Regions from separate parts of the Homo sapiens genome. Here region 2 is linked to region 1. The links are chromatin loops, found by intact Hi-C in ENCODE. Cell type or tissue: endothelial cell of umbilical vein. All regions are shown on one strand. Each heading gives the region's core, and the rest is flanking DNA. Links, peaks and the distances in the headings are about the cores only. Region 1 has its middle 51 kb from the start of BANF2. Region 2 holds the start of LOC107985440 (a long non-coding RNA gene).

The links. A loop is a pair of places that touch in the nucleus more often than their neighbours do. Peaks named below come from ENCODE experiments on the same cell type or tissue, not always from the same donor. Only the 100,000 strongest peaks of a DNase experiment are listed, where the experiment ranks them.
Region 2: a loop joins it to region 1, with 5 times the contacts of the local background. A loop is called at or near these places in 3 of 110 quality-filtered maps.

The regions. Positions count from the first base shown.
Region 1 is chr20:17,746,834-17,756,076 of GRCh38, forward strand. No RefSeq gene overlaps it. Among named protein-coding and RNA genes, the nearest start is that of BANF2, 51 kb to the left of the region's middle. RefSeq lists enhancers at 3,713-4,265, 5,591-6,296. In endothelial cell of umbilical vein, for the core only: no CTCF peak of the experiment used is centred there; DNase peaks (open chromatin) are centred at 678, 3,198 and 3,788; H3K27ac peaks cover 1,988 bases; H3K27me3 peaks cover 1,494 bases.
Region 2 is chr20:17,844,809-17,854,051 of GRCh38, forward strand. LOC107985440 (a long non-coding RNA gene) reads right to left here and starts at 5,582. Exons shown (of 3, transcript XR_001754511.2): 1 at 5,357-5,582. RefSeq lists enhancers at 4,536-5,735, 5,077-5,371. In endothelial cell of umbilical vein, for the core only: no CTCF peak of the experiment used is centred there; a DNase peak (open chromatin) is centred at 5,223; H3K27ac peaks cover 2,519 bases.

The DNA of each region.
Region 1 (9,243 bases), core at 521-8,520:
GCCTGGTGATTGATTCTTCTTGGACCAGATTGAGAAGCCACTGTAGCCAGGGCACTGGGCAGAGAGTTAGAGGGCCGGATAATGCCATTAAGTGGGTGGGGGGCCAATGACAAAACACTTAGTTTGTCTGAGTTGCTGTTTCTTGGACTGTTAAATGAGAAAAGTAACTGATTTTCTTACCTCCTAGCTTTGTTTTGAAGAAAGCTCAAAAGTAGACATGAAGGCATTTTAAATAGAAAAGGAGGTGAGGTGGCCGAGTCCGGTGGCTCACACCTGTAATCCCAGCATTTTGAGAGGCTGAGGTGGGTAGATCACAAGGTCAGGAGTTCGAGACCAGCCTGGCCAACATGGTGAAACCCCATCTCTACCAAAAAGACAAAAATTAGCCAGGCATGGTGGGGCGTGCCCGTGATCCCAGCTATTCAGGAGGCTGAGGCAGGAGAATTGCTTGAACCCAGGAGGAAGAGGTTGCAGTGAGCCAAGATCACACCACCACACTCCAGCCTGGGTGACAGAGCAAGACTCCATCTCAAAACAAAACAAAACAACAACAAAAAAAAGCAAAGGAAGTGAGGTGCTGTGCAGCAATGGAACATGCAGTTATTGATATATTTTACTTTGGACAGCAGCTGCAGATGACTAACATTGGTGGCAGCTCCTCAGACCTCACCGTCTGTGTGCATGAGTCAGTGCAGGCTACGCTGTGCTGTGATAGCAACAACCACCCCCAGGAGCTCAGTGGCTTAGGACAGCAAAGCTGTCTATCTCATGCCCATTCCGTGCCCATCTCAGGTCTGCTGGGACAGCTCTGTGTTGTCCTGTCTCCACAACCTGAGCTGACACAGCAACCTCATCTTGAATGTATGCAGGATACTTCAGCAGAAAGAAGTGTCTCACACTAGCCATTAAATGCTCTGGCTCAGAAGTGACATGTCACTTTCACTAACAAACGGCTGGTCAGCACCAGTCACATGGCCCCACCCAGCCCCAAGGGGACCAGGTAGTGCTGTCTGCTGGGAGAGGAGAGAATGGAAAATTGGGGTGAACATCACAAATCACTACCATGTGAACCTATCTTGGGAGTGGGGGTGAGAGTCACAGGAAGTCCCCGAGAAGGCTCTGTTATAGGCAATGTTTGCCCCTTTTTTGTCTTTTTACAGATTTACAATGACTGAGTTTCTTAACCAATGTGCGTGGGTACGATGAATAAATCGTGGATTTACATTGTGAAAACTTTGGAAAATATAGGGGAATGTATAGAAGAAAATGAATAAGTTAGGAAATAAACCCTATCATCTAATATTTTATCGGATTTCTTTCCAGTCTTTTTTCAATTGCCTATAGGTACATTTTTAAATAATAGCTTTATTTCAATAAAATTTGTATACCATAAAATTTGTTCTTTTAAAGTGTACAACTTGGTGGTTTTCAGTATATTCACAGAGTTGATACAACTCTCGCCACTATTTGATTTTAGAATATTTTCATCACCCCAAAAAGGTATCCCCCTAGCAGTTGCTCCCCTCCCCCAGCCCAACCCAGCCCCTGGCGATCACAAATGGACTTTGTGTTTCTATGGATTTGCCTGTTCTGGACCTTTCATGTAAATAGAATCACATGCTGTGTAGTCTTTTGTGACTGGCTTCTTTCACTTAGCATCATGTTTTCAAGGCAAATCAATGTCACATGTATGCTGTATATTTTCAAAAGCAAATTGAGAGGCTGGGCGCAGTGGCTCATGCCTGTAATCTCAACACTTGGGAGGCCAAGGCGGGCAGATCACCTGAAGCTAGGAGTTCGAGACCAGCCTGGCTAACATGGTGAAATCCTGTCTCTACTAAAAAATGCAAAAAAATTTAGCTGGGCATGGTGGCGCATGCCTGTAATTCGAGCTACTTAGGAGGCTGAGGCAGAAGAATCGCTTGAACCCAGGAGGCAGATGATGCAGTGAGCCAAGATCACGCCACTGCACTCCAGCCTGGGGGACAGAGAGACGTCTCAAAAAAATAATTTAATAAATAAATAAAATTTTAAAATTTTAAAAATGATCTTATCAAACATAAGTTATCCTGTTTCTTTCATTTGTATGCTTTAAACATTTTCCCTCATCATTAAATCTTTTTGGAAAAATGGCTGTTTTTTTTTTTTTTTTTTTTTTTTTTAAGATGGAGTCTCGCTCTGTCGCCCAGGCTGGAGTGCAGTGGCCCTATCTCGGCTCACTGCAACTTCTGCCTCCCAGGTTCAAGTGATTCTCCTGCCCCAGCTTCCCGAGTAGCTGGGACTTCAGGCGCACACCACCACACCAGGCTTATTTTTGTATTTTTAGTATAGACGGGGTTTCACCATGTTGGCCAGGCTGGTCTCGAACTCCTGACCTCAGATGTTCTGCCCACCTTGGCCTCCCAAAGTACTGGGATTACAGGCGTGAGCCACCTCACCCAGCCTGAAAAATGGTTTTTAACGGCTATGTGTATAACAATCCATCAAATTTGTGTCCAATAATGTGTTGATTTGTGCCTTCTCTTTTTGACTTTTTGGCTTTCAGTTTTTTCACCATTACAATCAAAGCTTTTATGAGCAGCTATATACGTATTTTTTAAAAAATGAATGAGTGAATTCTAAAACAGAAATCTTTGCAATATTTTCCATTCTTCTTTTAAGGAAGATGCCTAAGAATGCATTTAACTGAATAAGAAGGCAGAAACATTTTTAAGACTTTTGATTCTTACTGCAGCTGGTTTTTCTAGTCACCAACCTGGGGACTGGCTTCATGTTAGTCTGATGACATCCTACCCCATCTCAGAGTAAAACCAAATTTCTTAAGATGGTCTGGAAGACCCTGCACAATCTGGACCTATTCCTTCTCTCATCTCCTCTCCACCCTGGCCATACCGGCCCCTTGTTGGTCCTTAAACACACCAGAGCCGCTTGTTGGCAGAGAGGCCTCCCAGCCTCTGCACGGCTCCTCCTGTGCCTGGAGCAGCCTTCCCCAGCCTCCACCCAGCTCACTCACCCTTTAAGACTCTGCTTACACTTTCGCAGGAGGCCCTCTCATTAAAAACACCGCCCCTATCTCCTCTACCAGCTTTATAAAATGTTTTTTCTTCACAGTAGCCCTTATCATCTTCTAATATAATTTTAAAATGTACTTATTTTATTATGTCAACCCATTCAAATTAATCACTAGGGCCTGGCCCTGTGCCTAGTATGAGTAGGCATGCAATAAGTAAGTGTTGAATCAAGCCAATGGCCAGCACTGAGAGCTGGGGGCCTCTACTGCCCAGCCATCCGACCCTCTTCCCCGGCCATCAGTGGGAGCTCTGGTGTTCTACTAAGTCCCCGTCAGCTGTTCCTTCTTGACTCAGCTCTGGAGCAAACTAGAAAGACAACTGCCTCAAGGGTTGTTTGTTCTGCCTTGTGGTGAAACCTGGAAGAGGTTGACCCTGAGAGAAAAATTCGCTCGTGACTGGGGTGAGCAAAGGTTTGTTTCTGGGAGGCGTGCAAAGCTTCCCAGGGCTCACACAGGGTGGAGCCCTCCAGGGACCCCCAGTGGCCCACCCAACTTCCAGACCCTGACTGCCCATGGGACAGACTCAGGTGCTGTGACCTCACCAGGACCTGCCAGGGATCAAACTCTCATGCCCAAACAAGGACGGCAGCCCCCTGGTGCTCCTGAAAGCAGGCAGTTTCCTGAACAGCCACAATGTGACCCAAGCGATGGGGCGGGAGAGGAAGAACCCACGGGAAGCAGGGAAATCCCTTGGCTGGCTGAGTCCGGCAAAGCCGCGGGGACCTCTCGGGAACCTCCCCATTGTGTAACACTTCCGGCCAGTCTCCTTAGGCTTCCAGGGCAGGCACAGGATCAAAATTCCCAAACCTAATACAGTTATGTTTTTAAAGTGTCCATAAGTCAATGGACAAACAATGCCCCATAATTAATGGCCTCAGGGTTGGGCCCTCAGCAAAGGAAGCAAAATCAGAGCTGCTCGGGGTCACCCACAGGCAAGCAGGCCCCTCCTTAGACCAAAGGGCTTCTCTCTCACTCCCCATAAGGATGTTGTCCACCCAGGCCCCTGGGGGCCCAGCCACTACTGAGGTTACCCACTCCTGGCTCAGAACATTCTGGAATTCCTCCTTTGGAATGGCCACTAGAGCCCCAAGTGGTTCTCTATACTATTCTCAACATGGTGACGACCCATTTGATCCATTCTCAACAAGTCTTCTGAAGATCCATTTGAGTGACTGAGTTATGGAATATGGTCTCTTACAAAACTCTGTTGAAGTGTAATACCCACAGAAAGATGCACAAATTATTGGCGAACAGTGTGATGAATTTTCAGAAGTGACCACAGCCACTTAACTACCACCCAGGTAAAGAACAGGACATTACTGGCAGGCCCCTCGGGCCCCGTCTCAGACGGGTCCACTTTCCCACAGCTGACATCTAGCAGCAGAGAGCGTTTAGTCTATTTATGAACTTTATATAAATGGATGTGTAAAATATGTGCAGTTCTGTGTCTGGCTCCTTTCCATGTTATGTTGGTGTGATTCATCCATGATATTGTGTGCAGTAATAATTCATTCTTTCTCGTGGCTGTATAGTATTCCATTGTATGAATAGACTACTCATTGGCTATGACAGATAGTGCTGCTAAGCATATTCTTGTACGTGTCTTTTGGTAAACACATGCTCTCGTTTCTCTTGGGTGTACTTCAAAGTGGGATTGCTGAGTAACAAAGCATATGTATGTTAATTTCATTGGACACTGCCAAACAGATGCCCAACATGGTTGGACCAATTTATACTCCTGCCAGCCATGTACGGGAAGTCTGCTTGCCCCAAATCCTTATCGACACTGGGTGGGTCAGTCTTTTTAGTCTTATCAATTCTGGGGGAGGTGTAGTAGCATTAAATTTTTCAGGATTTTTAAAGTTAAATTTTAATTTTTTTAGAGGCAGAGTCTTGCTCTGTGACCCCAGGCTCAGTGATGCAATCATGGCTCACTGCAGCTTCAAACTCCTGGGCTCAAGTGATCCTTCCGCCTCAGCCTCCGGAGCAGCCGGGATTATAGGTGTGTGCCACCATACCCACATTTTTCAGTTTTAATTTGCATTTAGAAATATGGTCTTCATTGTTAAAAATCTTAACGTGTGGCTGTAAAAGACGGAAAGGGACATCCGCATTGTAACTAAAAGGCTGGTGGGACAGTCGCTTGCTGCCTGCAGAGTCCATTGAATAAGAGCGAGGTCCGCTATAAAGAAATTGATTTATTTTCAAAGCTAGCTTACGGGAAGAAGCACTGGTGTCCACCTTGCCTTTGAATGTATCACTTCATTTTTGGAACAGAAAGTGGGCACTTTTAAAAGGCAGGGGAGGGGCTGGGCATGGTGGCTCACACCTGTAATCCCAGAGCTTTGGAATGCTGAGGCAGGCGGATTGCTTGAGCTCAGGAGTTTGAGACCAGCCTGGGCAACATCATGAAACCCCATCTCTACAAAAAATACAAAAAATTAGCCGAGTGCGGTGGTGTGCACTTGTAGTCCCAGCTATTTGCGAGGTTGAGGTTGCAAGATTGCTTGAGCCTAGGAGGTGGAGATTGCAGTAAGTGGAGATCGCACCAGGGCACTCCAGCCTGGGTGACAGAGTGAGAACCTGTCTGCCAAAAAAAAAAAAAAAAAAAAAATTTGTTTTAAAGGCAGAGGAGGAAGCAGGCAAGGTGAGGGGTCCGAGTGTTAGCTTGGTGTCTAGGTGGTTGAGCTGGTGGTGGTACCAGGTGGTTGAGCTGGTCACTGCTGGTGCCCTAATGGGCAGGCTGTTCTCTTTTGAGGCAACCTCCTGGAGGGTGAGAGTTTCTTAAGGGGCATGCTTTGGTTTGTAAATTGACTGTTAACTCTCAAGAGTTCTGTCTTGGAGCATGTAGATGAATTTGCCCTGTAGGGAGTCTGGTGAAGGGGAGGAAAAAGGATATATTTGCATTTCTAAACGGCTAAGTAGGAAGTGGGGAACCAGGGGAATGAGAAAAGACATAGAAAAAAATACTTAAGCCATCTCTTAGAAAAATGGGGGTACTTACTTACAATGTTGGGTTTGTAATGGGGCTGTGAAGATAGCCCCAGTACCTGGAATCGGGGCAGCACTATGCCAGTAAGTGCCCAATGGGTCCACTCACCTGGGAGCAGAAGGTCTGATATCACTACTAATACATCAGTCCTGTACCATGTAAGCTTGCTTCAAAAATTCCAATCATCCAGGGGCTTTCAGAGACTTACAAAAAAAGGACAATTCTGAGGTCTGTTGAAGTTCCCTTTGCCAGGATTTGCAGACACTTGGGCTGCAGAATGCAGTGCCTCTCCAGGGGCTGGGGACTGGGGAGGGACCATGGAGTACTCTGTTCATGCAGGCACTCAGAATCCCCAGAAATAGTCTCTCACACTACGTATCTCTCCCTCAACCTCAAGAATCTGGGGTGCCCATGGAGAGAAGCTTGGCCCCTGTTCCAAAAAGTCTGTGTGATGGTGAGGGTGCTGCCTCCCCAGGAAGGTCTCAAGGCACTGTCCTAATATCCCAGGCAGGCCATGGAGGATGAAGGGGTGACAAGTGACAGCCCCTTTTTGGGAAATTACCAATAGCTCAGCGCAGAAGTGATTATGTTTGTCAACCCTAAAGTTGTAGTCTCCCCTCCTGTCCCACCCATGTCCTGTTCAACATTAGTCCTGTCCACACCAACTCCAGAATGTACCGACCATCTTCCCACCTCCATAGCTCATGCCACACACTACTTCTAGTTGGAAGAGGACAACTTTTCTCCACCAGCCCTGTTTCCACACCTTCCCTTCTACTCCCCTCCCTACCCTAGGCCTTTGGTCCGCTGCCCAGCAGCCAGAAGAATTATTTAAAAACCAAATTAGATGATGCAGTCACATCTTTAAAACTGCAACACCCTTTCATTGCACTTGGAGTAAAATTCAAGCTCTCTGAGGCTTCACTGGGTCCCATGTGACCTGTGCCTGTCTCTTTCTCAGACCTCGTCTTGTACGCCTGCCCCCTTATCTTCAAGACTTCTTTCTGATCCTTGAGGTAGACCAGTTAATTCCTGCCTCAGGGTCTTTGCACATTCTGTTCTCTCCACCTGCAATGCCTTTTCCACTGGTATCTGCATAAAGTTCAAATGTTGTCTCTTCAAAAAGGCCCTTCCTGACCACTCAACCTCCAGTCGTCTCCTCCTCTGGCTACTCTGTCATATCGCCCTCTTTATTCTCTTCATGGTGCTTATCACCCTCTAAAAAGATCTTGATTTGCTTCCAAAATGTCTGTATCCCCATCTCCAGAATGTAAGGTGGTATATCCCCAGCACCCTTAAGTGCGGCAAGCATTCTGCAGGAAACCCGTAGGTATTTGCTGGATGAATTCTAACATGCTTCCATTAGCGGCAGGGGCTCATCCTATGGGTCTCCTCCCTTTCTCTGGTTCCAACAACTTGTGGTTGAATCGGTACCATGGCTCACAAGCCACTAGCTTTTCCTACCTCAGCTATAGCAGTACCAGGAAGGTGAGCTGTCCCTACTCACATATTTGGGCAGCAAATTGAGAGGATCTGCTCCACTCCTGCAGAGTGTGTCTGTGTCCATCACAGAGCTGAACCGCCTTTGTGTTGATATAAGCAAACTGAGGCACACACACTTTTTTTTTTAAATTGAGTACCTACGTGCCAGGCACAGTGCTAAGCACCAGAGTTAAAGAGAGAAAGTTCACAATCCCTATCCTGAAGATGCTCACAGTTTAGGGTTGGGGAAGAAAAATAACCAGACAAGGGCAATGCTACTGGGTTCAGAGGTTGCAAACATGAGTGTCTGTGGGAACCAGGCAGGTGCTGTGTCCCCTCACCCATCTCGGGTCTCGCCGGTGATGCAGTGAACACCCTCAGGTGCACTGCAGCTCTCCACTTCTCTAAGGGTTTGCTGTGTTTGCACACTGGGCAAGCTGAGAGGACCAGGGATGGATCACCCCAGGGGTGGCCTGCAGCCAACAAGAGATGGCAGCTGGCGATAAATACCCCAGCCGCCCCACCCCTAGTGGGACCATTCTGAGGCATGTTCTATGATGTTTCTCAGAGGTGCCCAGTAGCATTGAGCCCCACTTGCCTATGGGATAACTGGTCCATTAGCACCCTATGTATGGGCTTTCTCTCCTCCCTGTCTCACTTCTCCAACCCCTCCCTTGTGCTTCCTGGATTCACCTCCCAAATAAACTACTTGCACCCAAGTTCTCATCTCAGGGTCTGGTTTGGGAGGAATTCACACTAAGGCAGTGTGAAGCAGCTGGGTGTCATACAATAGGGAATGGTGGGGACTGTGGTGAACTTCTGTGCTCCCTAAAAGGTAGCAGCTGACACTCAGCTCCTGGCTGGTGGTGGCCAGGTTGCCATCTCCTTCAGTTTTTCAAGAGTTGCATCCAGATTTTCACGTGGTATCTCTCAACTTTTTAATGTCATAATAAATTCAAAATAAATTTAAAATACTATACAGGGCAAAGAAAGCACATCAATAGCATAATCTGCCATGTAGACCATAAATTTGCTGCCCCTGGTGAGCTCAATCAAGATGTGTAGAGGCATCATGGTGACTCCAACCCAGACTTACCCAGCAAGAGAGTAGGCAGGGGAAGCTTCCTGAAGGGTGTGATCTTTGAGTGGGGTCTTGAGAAGGAGAGAGATAGGGGAAGAAGATGGGAAAGGGCAGGAAGGGAACATAGGCAGGGAAGAGAAAATGGCATGAGCAACATGTGGAGAATTAAAAAGGGGGTCGGAGCTCTGAGGGATGAGGAAAGAGACCATGGATTGTCCAGAAAGATGAGAGAGATGAGTAACAGTCCACTAGATGCCAGGCATGGTATTAAGCGCTTACGTGCATTTTTCATTGCATCTTCCTAACAGGAGTTGAAATTATTATTGTTCACTTTACATACAGAAAAACTGAGACATAGAGAGGTTATTTGCTCAAGGTCACACAGTCAGTCAATGGAGGAACCTGGGCTGGATCAGAGCCTTCTTATGCTTAGGTGGAATGGGGCCAGATCATTCAACACCTCACGTATTACTCTCAGATCTTTACATTTTATTCCAACCATGGTGGGGAGACCCTGGAGAATTTAAGCAGGGAGGGTAATGTCACTATGACCACAGCAGGGGGAAGGCAGAGGGTAGGAGGCAGAATTGGGGGCGATTGCATGAATCAAGGTCAGAA
Region 2 (9,243 bases), core at 528-8,527, 98 kb after region 1:
TGGCTGGGATTACTGGGCTCTGCAGTAGGGCAGCCCTGGGTTTGAACCTAGATTCACTATTACTAGCTGGGTGACCTTGAGCAGGTCAAGCATGCACCACCACACCTGGCTAATTTTTTCTTTTCTTTCTTTTCTTTCTTTTCTTTCTTTCTTTCTTTTTCTTTCTTTCTTTCTCTTTCTTTCTTTCTTTCCTTTCTTTCTTTCTTTTCTTTCTTTTCTTTCCTTCCTTCCTTCCTTTCTTCCTTCTCTCTCTCTCTCTTTCTCTCTTTCTTTCTTTCTTTCTTTAGAGATGGGATCTTGCTATGTTGCCCAGGCTGGTCTCTAACTCCTGGGCTCAAGCAATCTTCCTGCTTCATTCTCCCAAAGTGTTAGGATTACAGGCATGAGCCCTCACACCTGACTGTTTACTCTCTATTGAGTACTTTACAAATACCATCTCTGTGAATTAGGTATTCTTATCCCCTGAGCTTAGATAATGCAGCTGAGTTGACGCGGCCTGCTGAAGGTCACCCAGCTACTAATAGTGAATCTAGGTTCAAACCCAGGGCTGCCAGAGCCCATTCCCTTACACTGGGTCATGTTACTAAAAATGCCAAAAGAGGCTGGGTGCAGTGGCTCACGCATGTAATCCCAGCACTTTGGGAGGCCAAGCCGGGTGGATCACAAGGTCAGGAGATCACGACAATCCTGGCCCACATGGTGAAACCCAGTCTGTACTAAAAATACAAAAAATTAGCCGGGCATGGTGGTGGGTGCCCATAGTCCCAACTACTCGGGAGGCTGAGGCAGGAGAATGGTGTGAACCTGGGAGGCGGAGCTTGCAGTGAGCCAAGATCATGCCATTGCACTCCAGCCTGGGTGACAGAGTGAGACTCCGTCTCAAACAAAAAACAAAAAACAAACAAACAAATACAAAAATTAGCTGGGTGTGGTGGCGCAGGCCTGTAGTCCCAGCTACTCAGGAGGCTGAGGCAGAAGAATTGCTTGAATCCAGGAGATGGAGATTGTAGTGAGCCAAAATCGCACCACTGCACTCCAGCCTGATGACAAAGCAAGACTCCATCTCAAAAAAAAAAAAAAAAAAAAAAATGCCGAAGAGCTAAGTCAGGGCTTTGATCAAGAAAGGCGAGAAGGCAGGGTTGAGCTCTTCGCTTGAGAGAAGGGGTTAGCTGGTGATGTTGTCATAAGCCCACGAGGGGCCACAGCTCTAGACCTGAGTGCTACACATTGACCCTCCTCTTGGCACCAGACACTGCCCTGCTTGTCATTTCTGTACGGATCAGGGTCCCAGCACAAAACCAAAACCATGCTAGATCTTCCAACCCAGGGAGTTTAATAGAGGGAACTTGTTTTGCAGCTTTGAATTGATGAACAGCCATATGAGGATGTCGAGGTCACCCAGAGGTTAGTAACAACAGGAAGCCACTGCTACCATCACTAGGGCTGGGACAGGAAAGGACAAAGGGACAAGGTGGGGTCATCAGAGTTGATGGTTCTGGGGCCTCTGGCAGGAGCTGGAGCCGCAGCAGAGAGGCAGCCACTGCCTGACACACCCCCAGAAGCAGAGCAGGGAGACACACCCTGAGCTCTCCCCGCCTCTGCCCTCCAGGCTTCTACTCACTTGTCCAAGCCTATCTGAAGCCAGAGGGCAGGGGCCCTGGAAGGGACCCTCTCCACACTGTAGAACAGAAAGCAGAAAGGAGAGAAAAGGGTCTGAGAGAAAACAGGAGGAGGCCAGACACAATGTCTACCCCAACAACTGCCCTTCAAGGTCATTGTTTTTACCCCATTGTAGAGATGAGGAAACTGAGGAAACACTCACATATCCACACCTGCACCTACACATGTACACATCACATACACATATGCACACATACAACCATTATGCACATCATACACACAGGCTCACTGCTTCACTTTGAAGAGGTTAAATGACTGAGCCAACCAAGATGAGACAACTTTTAGGTTGGTGGAGACCTAATTTAAACCCAGGTCACTATATCGGTTTTCACAGCTCAGGCCAAACTGGTCACCTCCAGGACTTTGTGAATCATGAAGAATCCAACAACAAAACAACAGCAACAACAGCAACAACATAACAATGTAAGAGACCTTGAAGTTCCAAAGGCTTAGCCCGTGTGGGGCCAAGGGTCAAGGGCCCTCGGATGATGATGGTGCTCGTGTTTCCCTCTCCTCCTCGGCTCCCTAAGTCCCAGCTGCAGAAGAACATTCTATTAAGCCACAGCCAGCACTCTGGTTTTGGGGACTAAAGGCAATTTTTATTTCCTTCTTTGTGCTCTTCTCTATTTTCCAGAAGGTTTTGTTGTTGTCGGTTTTGGGGGGTTTTTTGTTTGCTTGTTTTGAGACAGGGTCTGGCTCTGTCGCCCAGGCTGGAGTGCAGTGATGCGATCTTGGCTCACTGTAACCTCCGCTTCCGGGGCTCAAACCATCCTCCCACTTCAGCCTCCTGGGTAGCTGGGACTACAGGTGCATGCCATCCCACTAGCTAATTTTGTATTTTTTGTTTCGCCACATTGCCCAGGCTGGTCTCGAACTCCTGGACTCAAGCAATCCTCCTGCCTTGGCCTCCCAAAGTGCTGGGATTACAGGTGTGAGCCACTGCACCTGGCCTATTTTCCAGTTTTTTGTGAGGAGCATGCACTGCTTTGTTACTGGGAAGGACAGATCATCTTTAGGCAATATTACACGGTAGCAGGCCCCAGATGAAGGCTTAACAGAAAGAAAGTTGGGGCAAAAGAATGGTGGCAGGAAAGAGGACTGGCCAATACAGATGGCGTGTCACCGTCCTGCTCCCTCCTTCCCTGGAAGTGGACAAAACCAGGCACCATTCACATGCCATGGTCTGGGCTATTCTTAACATACCCTCACACATATGCACGCAAACCTCAGGTGCACAAATAGACACATGCACTTACACATATGGCACACATAAATATACACACACAAAGACACACACACACCCTCACAAGCACGCCTGCCCATGATGCATGTGCATACATACACTCACATATTTGCTCACACATTCACACACATATAAACACACCTCTCATGCACATACACACTCACATATTTGCTCACACATTCACACACATATAAACACACCTCTCATGCACATACACACTCACATATCCACACGTGCACCTACACATGTACACATCACATACATGTATGTACACGCACAACTATTATGCACATCGTACACACAGGCTCACTGCTTCACTTTGAAAATCGGATTTCCAAAACTTTCCTAGCACAACCATCTCACAAGGGTGTCTCTGGCCTCCTCCTCTGAGCAGCTCCCAATAACGCCTTCCAGGAGCAGGGGTGCCTTCTGTCTGGGCCCCAGAACATGCACTGCAGGTGTCGTCTCAGGGTGGGCTCCAAAGAGCATTTCCCTCTGTAACCACAGGCTGGGAGGCCCAGCCCATCCCCTTGAGCACTGGGCAACCCGTCGGCACCCAGGAGCTCAGCTCTCAGGAAGGCTTCCAGAAGCTCCCTTCAAAACCTCAGAAGCAGCTCCATACCCTCAGGAGAGGCTGCAGTTTGCAGAGTTCACACTTCCCTGGAGGAAGCCTATGAAGCCAGACCCACCTGGGCCCTCAGAAAGGCCCCTGGAGTCAGAATGCTTGGATCCAGTCCCTGCTCCTCTCTGAGCCTTGGTTTTCTCATCAGTAATGGAACAGACCTTTGAGCTCTCATCAAGAGCTTGTAGCTAATACTATAGACTGAGCCTCTCAACCTTCAAGGCAGCTGGAGAGGAGTTTAATTCAGTGGATAACATGCACCCAAAGTCCTTAGCCATCAGTGTTTATTGCTGGGGGTTCCACAGTCCCTGCTGATATAAATATATATGTAACTTGCTCCCCCCAGAGAGCCCAGATGGCTGGGAGGTGGAGGGGAACTGCACACACCTGTGCAGTCACCCTCACCACCCCTACAGGTTAGCCACAGCCCAGTGGTTTGGCAAAAACATCTGCCCCATGCTTCCTGGATAACATACTGAGCAGCAGAGACCCAGGATGGGAGGGGCAGCTGGGAGCTGAGGGCCTCCGGGATGGTCTCAAACAGGAAGGGATGGCAGGTGCTATGCCTGCAGGTGCGGGGACAGGGTCACATGAATCAGGTAGGCAAGGCATGGGCCTGTGACTTTTGAGGACCAAGGAGGGGGACATGCTCAGGATGGGCTGAAATGTCCCTCTGTCACCTTCCAAAGGGGGTGCCTAGCAGAGATCCAACTTAGGGTTTTTGCTTCTTTAGAGAAAGCCATTGTCAGCTACATCGCAGAATGGGTGGGAATAGGAAGTTAACTTGGAAAGACATGAATTGTCATTCCTTGGAAAAGGGGAATGAGCTTCCAATGGTCCAAGGAATCAGGAATGAGTCCACTGGGAAGCAGGGTAACTCTGGTGTCCCCAGAGAGCCAGGTCTGCAGTGACACCAGGAAGCCCTGCAATCGTGCTGGGCTTTGACCTGCTGGGTGAGGCCCCTGCCCCGGGCCTCAGGCCCTGCCGAACTCCATGCTGGCTCTTCTGGGCCATAGTCCTCCCCAGAGTAAGGAGTTGGTGAGGCCAAGGGGACATGCCCAGCTAGATGATCACACACATCCCCTTCTAGAAGGTACCCCTCGTCCTGAGGGTGGCCAAGGGGACGCTGTCTGCAAGAGAATGATGGAGTGTGGTTGGCCAGATGTGTGTGCCCAGGGCACCTCAGCATGAAGGGGACTGGGAGGTGGGAAGGGAAGGAGAGGGAAAAGGGAGGCCTCCTACCCAGGCTAAAGTCCCCACCCAGTGATTTCTGCTTAGACTGGCCACCCTTGTCATAAAGGAGGCCAGGAAAGGTGACTGTGCTATGCTTAATAATACAGACTCTGTAACTGGTAAGATCAGGAAAGACGATTGAGGGCAGGCAGCTGGCAGCCTTTCTGTGCTTCACTTTTCTACTAAATGCAGCAGAGGGGAGAGGGTTGCCCCACCCCAGAGAGTCCCTACCACAGAGCAGACCCCCTTAGCACCCAGGATCACTCCAGGAGCTGAGGACTATATCCAGCACCCACACCTTAAACTTGACTAGATGCAATTACTCAACCATACACTCACATTTTCCTCAGCTGGCCACTGAGGTCAGAGCCAGCTAGACTGGACTTCCTGCTGCTGCCCTGGAGATCCCTGTTGGCACTGGAGACTCCTGGACACAGAACGTGTTATGAGTCAGAAGCAAATGTGGAATTCTCTACTTCCTGCCGTCACCCACACGTGGGGCGTATCCGCTACTGCTGTATAACAAATCATCCCAAGAATGTAGTAGTTAAAGATAACAACGGTTTACTTTTACTCACAAGTCTGTGGATGGTCTGAATGGTTCTTTGGATCTGGACTGGGCTCAGCTGGCCTCAAATGGGCCTCACCCCTGCATCTGGAGGGAGCTGCTGGCTCATCTGGGCACTAGCTGGTCCCGATGGTCTCAGCGGGAACGGCTCCTTCTGCTTTGCATTCTCGCCTCCTCTGGGAGGCTGGCCCAGGCATGTTCACAGCACAGGTTGGACGGGTTTCCAAGGGAGCAATGGAAGTGTGCTGGGCCTCTTGAGGCCTGGACTTGGTTGCACCACGTTCTATTGGCCAAGTCGCAAGACCAGCGTGGATTCAAGGGGTGGAGAAATAGACTCCATCTGTTGATGGGAGGAGCAGCAAAGGCACATCGTGAAGGGATATGATAGGGGAGGGAATAACTATGGCTATTTTTGCTTACAAACAGCTTACTACAGGAAGTGTGGCCATCTGCCCTCCAGCACAGAGTCAGCATGCAAGCTGCCCTGGAAAAATTCCTATGAAATTTTTTTTGCAAACTTGTGGCCATTTGGAGGTTACGTGGTGAGAACATTCAGATATACGTAGATATCTGACCATGGTAGCTGCAGCACTCAGGGCCCCACCAGAAAAATAGAGCCCCAGCCAAGTAGTTCAATAGTGAATTAATACTAGAAACTACAGCTTGACCTTTGAACAATGAGGAAGTTAGGGTCATCAACTCCTCACGTAATTGAAAATCCACATATAACTTTTGACTCCCCAAAAAGTTTAGTAATAGCCTACTGTTGACCGGAAGCCTTATTGATAACACAAACAGTTGATTAATGCATATTTTATATGTTATAAATATTATTACTGTATTCTTACAATAAAATAAGCTAGAGAAAAGAAAATGTTATTAAGAAAATCATATGAAGGAGAAAATAAATTTATTGCTCATTAAGTGGAAGTGGATCATCATAAAGGTCTTCGTCCTCATTGTCTCCATGCTGAGTGGGCTGAGGAGGAGGAGGAAGGGGAGGGATTGGTCCTGCTGTCTCAGCGTGGCAGAGGCAGAAGAGGATGAGAAGGTGGAAGGGCCAGCGGGAGAGGCAGGCACACTCGGTGTAACTTTATGGAAATATATCATCATTTTTGTTTGACTTTTTTCCTTTCTCATTTCTCTGAAAATGTTTCTGTACAGTACCAATTCTTCTTCCACCATTTGCTTTAGTTTCAGTGCCCAAACCATAGAAGGGTCCATGTGGTAAAAAAAGTCAAAACTGACTTTTTTTTTTTTTTTTGAGTTGGAGTCCTGCTGTCACCCAGGCTGGAGTGCAATGGCACGACGTTGGCTCACTGCAACCTCTGCCTCCCAGGTTCAAGCAATTCTCCTGTCTCAGCCTCACAAGTAGCTAGGACTACAGGCACACGTCACCACACCTGGCTAATTTTTGTACTTTTAGTAGAGATGGGGTTTCACCATACTGGTCAGGCTGGTCTCGAACTCCTGACCTCAGGTGATCCACCCGCCTCAGCCTCCCAAAGTGCTAGGATTACAGGTGTGAGCCACTGCACCTGGTCAACAATCTTAAGTCATTGGAACCCTTCTGCCAGATTGTCTAATGTCAGTCTCTTTTCTCACAGTGCGTCTTCTATGTTCTTTTTTTTTCCTGAGCCAGTCAAATTTAGCAGTGGGGGTTGTATACCAACTTCAGTGACACTAACGTTAATAAGTTCTGATAATCCACTACCATGTCTTGTTTCTCATTGTCCGGCTCTGGTTCAGAAGCATTTATCTCTATCAAGTTGTCTTCTGTTAATTCCTTTGTGTGGTGTCTGTTAGCTCTTGAATTTCTCCAAAATCCATATCTTGAAACCCTTCACTCCCCAACCTTGTTGCCATACTCACAATCTCTTTTCTTGATTGGCTGTGTCATAAATCCTGTGAAGTCATGCACACCTAGACACAGTTTTCTCTAGCAGGAATTTAATGTCTCAGACTTGATGGCTTTCACAGCTTTTTCTATAACAACAACGGCATCTTCGATGGTGTAATCCCACCAGACTTTCATGATATTTTCTCTATTGGGGTTCTCTCTCATAGCACTGACAATCCTTTCCATGGAATACTGTGTGTATTGAACTTTAAAGGTTCTTATGACCTGATCTAGAGGCTGAATTGGAGACATTGTGTTTGGGGGAAAGGAGACCACTTTGACACCTTCGCTGTTGAACTCATGGGGTTCTGGGTGGCGAGGGGCATGGTCCAGGGTCAAGAGAACTTTAACAGGCAGTCCCTACCTCACAAGGTACTTTCTGACTTCAGGAACAAAGCATCGAAGGAACCAGTATAGAAAAAGAGCTCTCCTTATCCAGGCCTTCTTGCACAACCAAAAGACTGGCAACTGGTGCTTATCTTTCCCCTTCAAGGATCAGGGTTTAGCAGCTTTATAGATAAGAGCAGTCCCAATCACAAACCTACTGCATTTGTACAACACAATAGAGTTAGCCCAACCCTTCTTGCCTTAAATCCTGGTGCTCACTTCTCTTCCTTACTAATAGATGTTCTTTGTCCATTTTTTTTTCCAGAATAGAGTACCTTCATCTGTATTTAAAAACCTGTTCAGGTAGACATCCTCTCTCCTCAATGATTTTCTTAAATCATTTCTTTTTTTCTTTTTTCTTTTTTTTTTTTTTTGAGATGGGATCTCGCTCTGTCACCCAGGCTAGAGTGCAATGGTGCGATCTCGGCTCACTGCAAGCTCCGCCTTCTGGGTTCAGCCATTCTCCTGCCTCAGCCTCCCAAGTAGGTGGGACTACAGGCACCCGCCACCGCGCCCGGGTAATTTTTTGTATTTTTAGTAGAGATGGGGTTTCACCGTGGTCTCGATCTCCTGACCTTGTGATCCGCCTGCCTCGGCCTCCCAATGTGCTGGGATTACAGGTGTGAGCCACTGCGCCCGGCCCTTAAATCATTTCTTAATGGCATCTGGGAACTCGTCTGCTGCCTCTTGGTCAGCAGGAGCTGCTTCTCCTGTTATCCTGACATTTTTTAAGCCAAACCTCTTTCTAAAATTATCAAACCATCCTTTGCTATCATTAAATGCTCCAGCTTTAGATCCTCCAACACCCTTTTGCTTTAAGTTGTCATAAAACGACTTTGCTTTTTCGTGAATCATATTAGAGTCTCTAGGTATGCAATCCTGCACCCACATGAAAGCTGCATTTTCAATATGAAAGGAATTTTGCAAAAAAAGTGCAAAGTTTTTGTGCCTGCTGGCCCAGAAATGGCTTCACGAATTTCCTTTTGTTTTTTGCAATGGTTGTTAGGCTGGTTCATTTGTTTTTGAAATAGCCGGCAACCTCAGCTGCAGACATCAATCTATGGTAAACATCAAGCAATTCAACTTTCTTGTAATGTCATGGCTTTCCTCTGCTTCTTGGGAGCACCCCCAGCACCACTAGTGGCACTTCATGTGGGTCTCATGGTGCTATTCAGGGTTTATGGTATGCACTGCACACAAAGAAAAATACACGAGAACCAGAAGAGATCACTTTTCACTGCAATATGCAGTGTATCATTAGAGACAAACTGCTCACAGGGAGATGATCAGCATCATATGGTGTTTAAGTGGATACTTGCAACAGGAGCTTGCCACAATAGCAACAAGAGGTGGCTATGAAATTATGACAGTAGTATGGTATCAGTACAGTGAATTCGATGCAGTTATGATTTAATACTGTATCTTCGTTTGTTTCCATTTATCTTGATTGAAAGGCACCATGTATGGTCTGTGTCCGTATGTGTAAGTTTTGATAAATTTTAACTTTTTAGAATAGATTTGTGTATATTTTATGGTAGTAAATGATAAAATAGACTCCTATCTACATATATTTTATGCATTCATGACATACCTAACTTTTCCTGAATTTT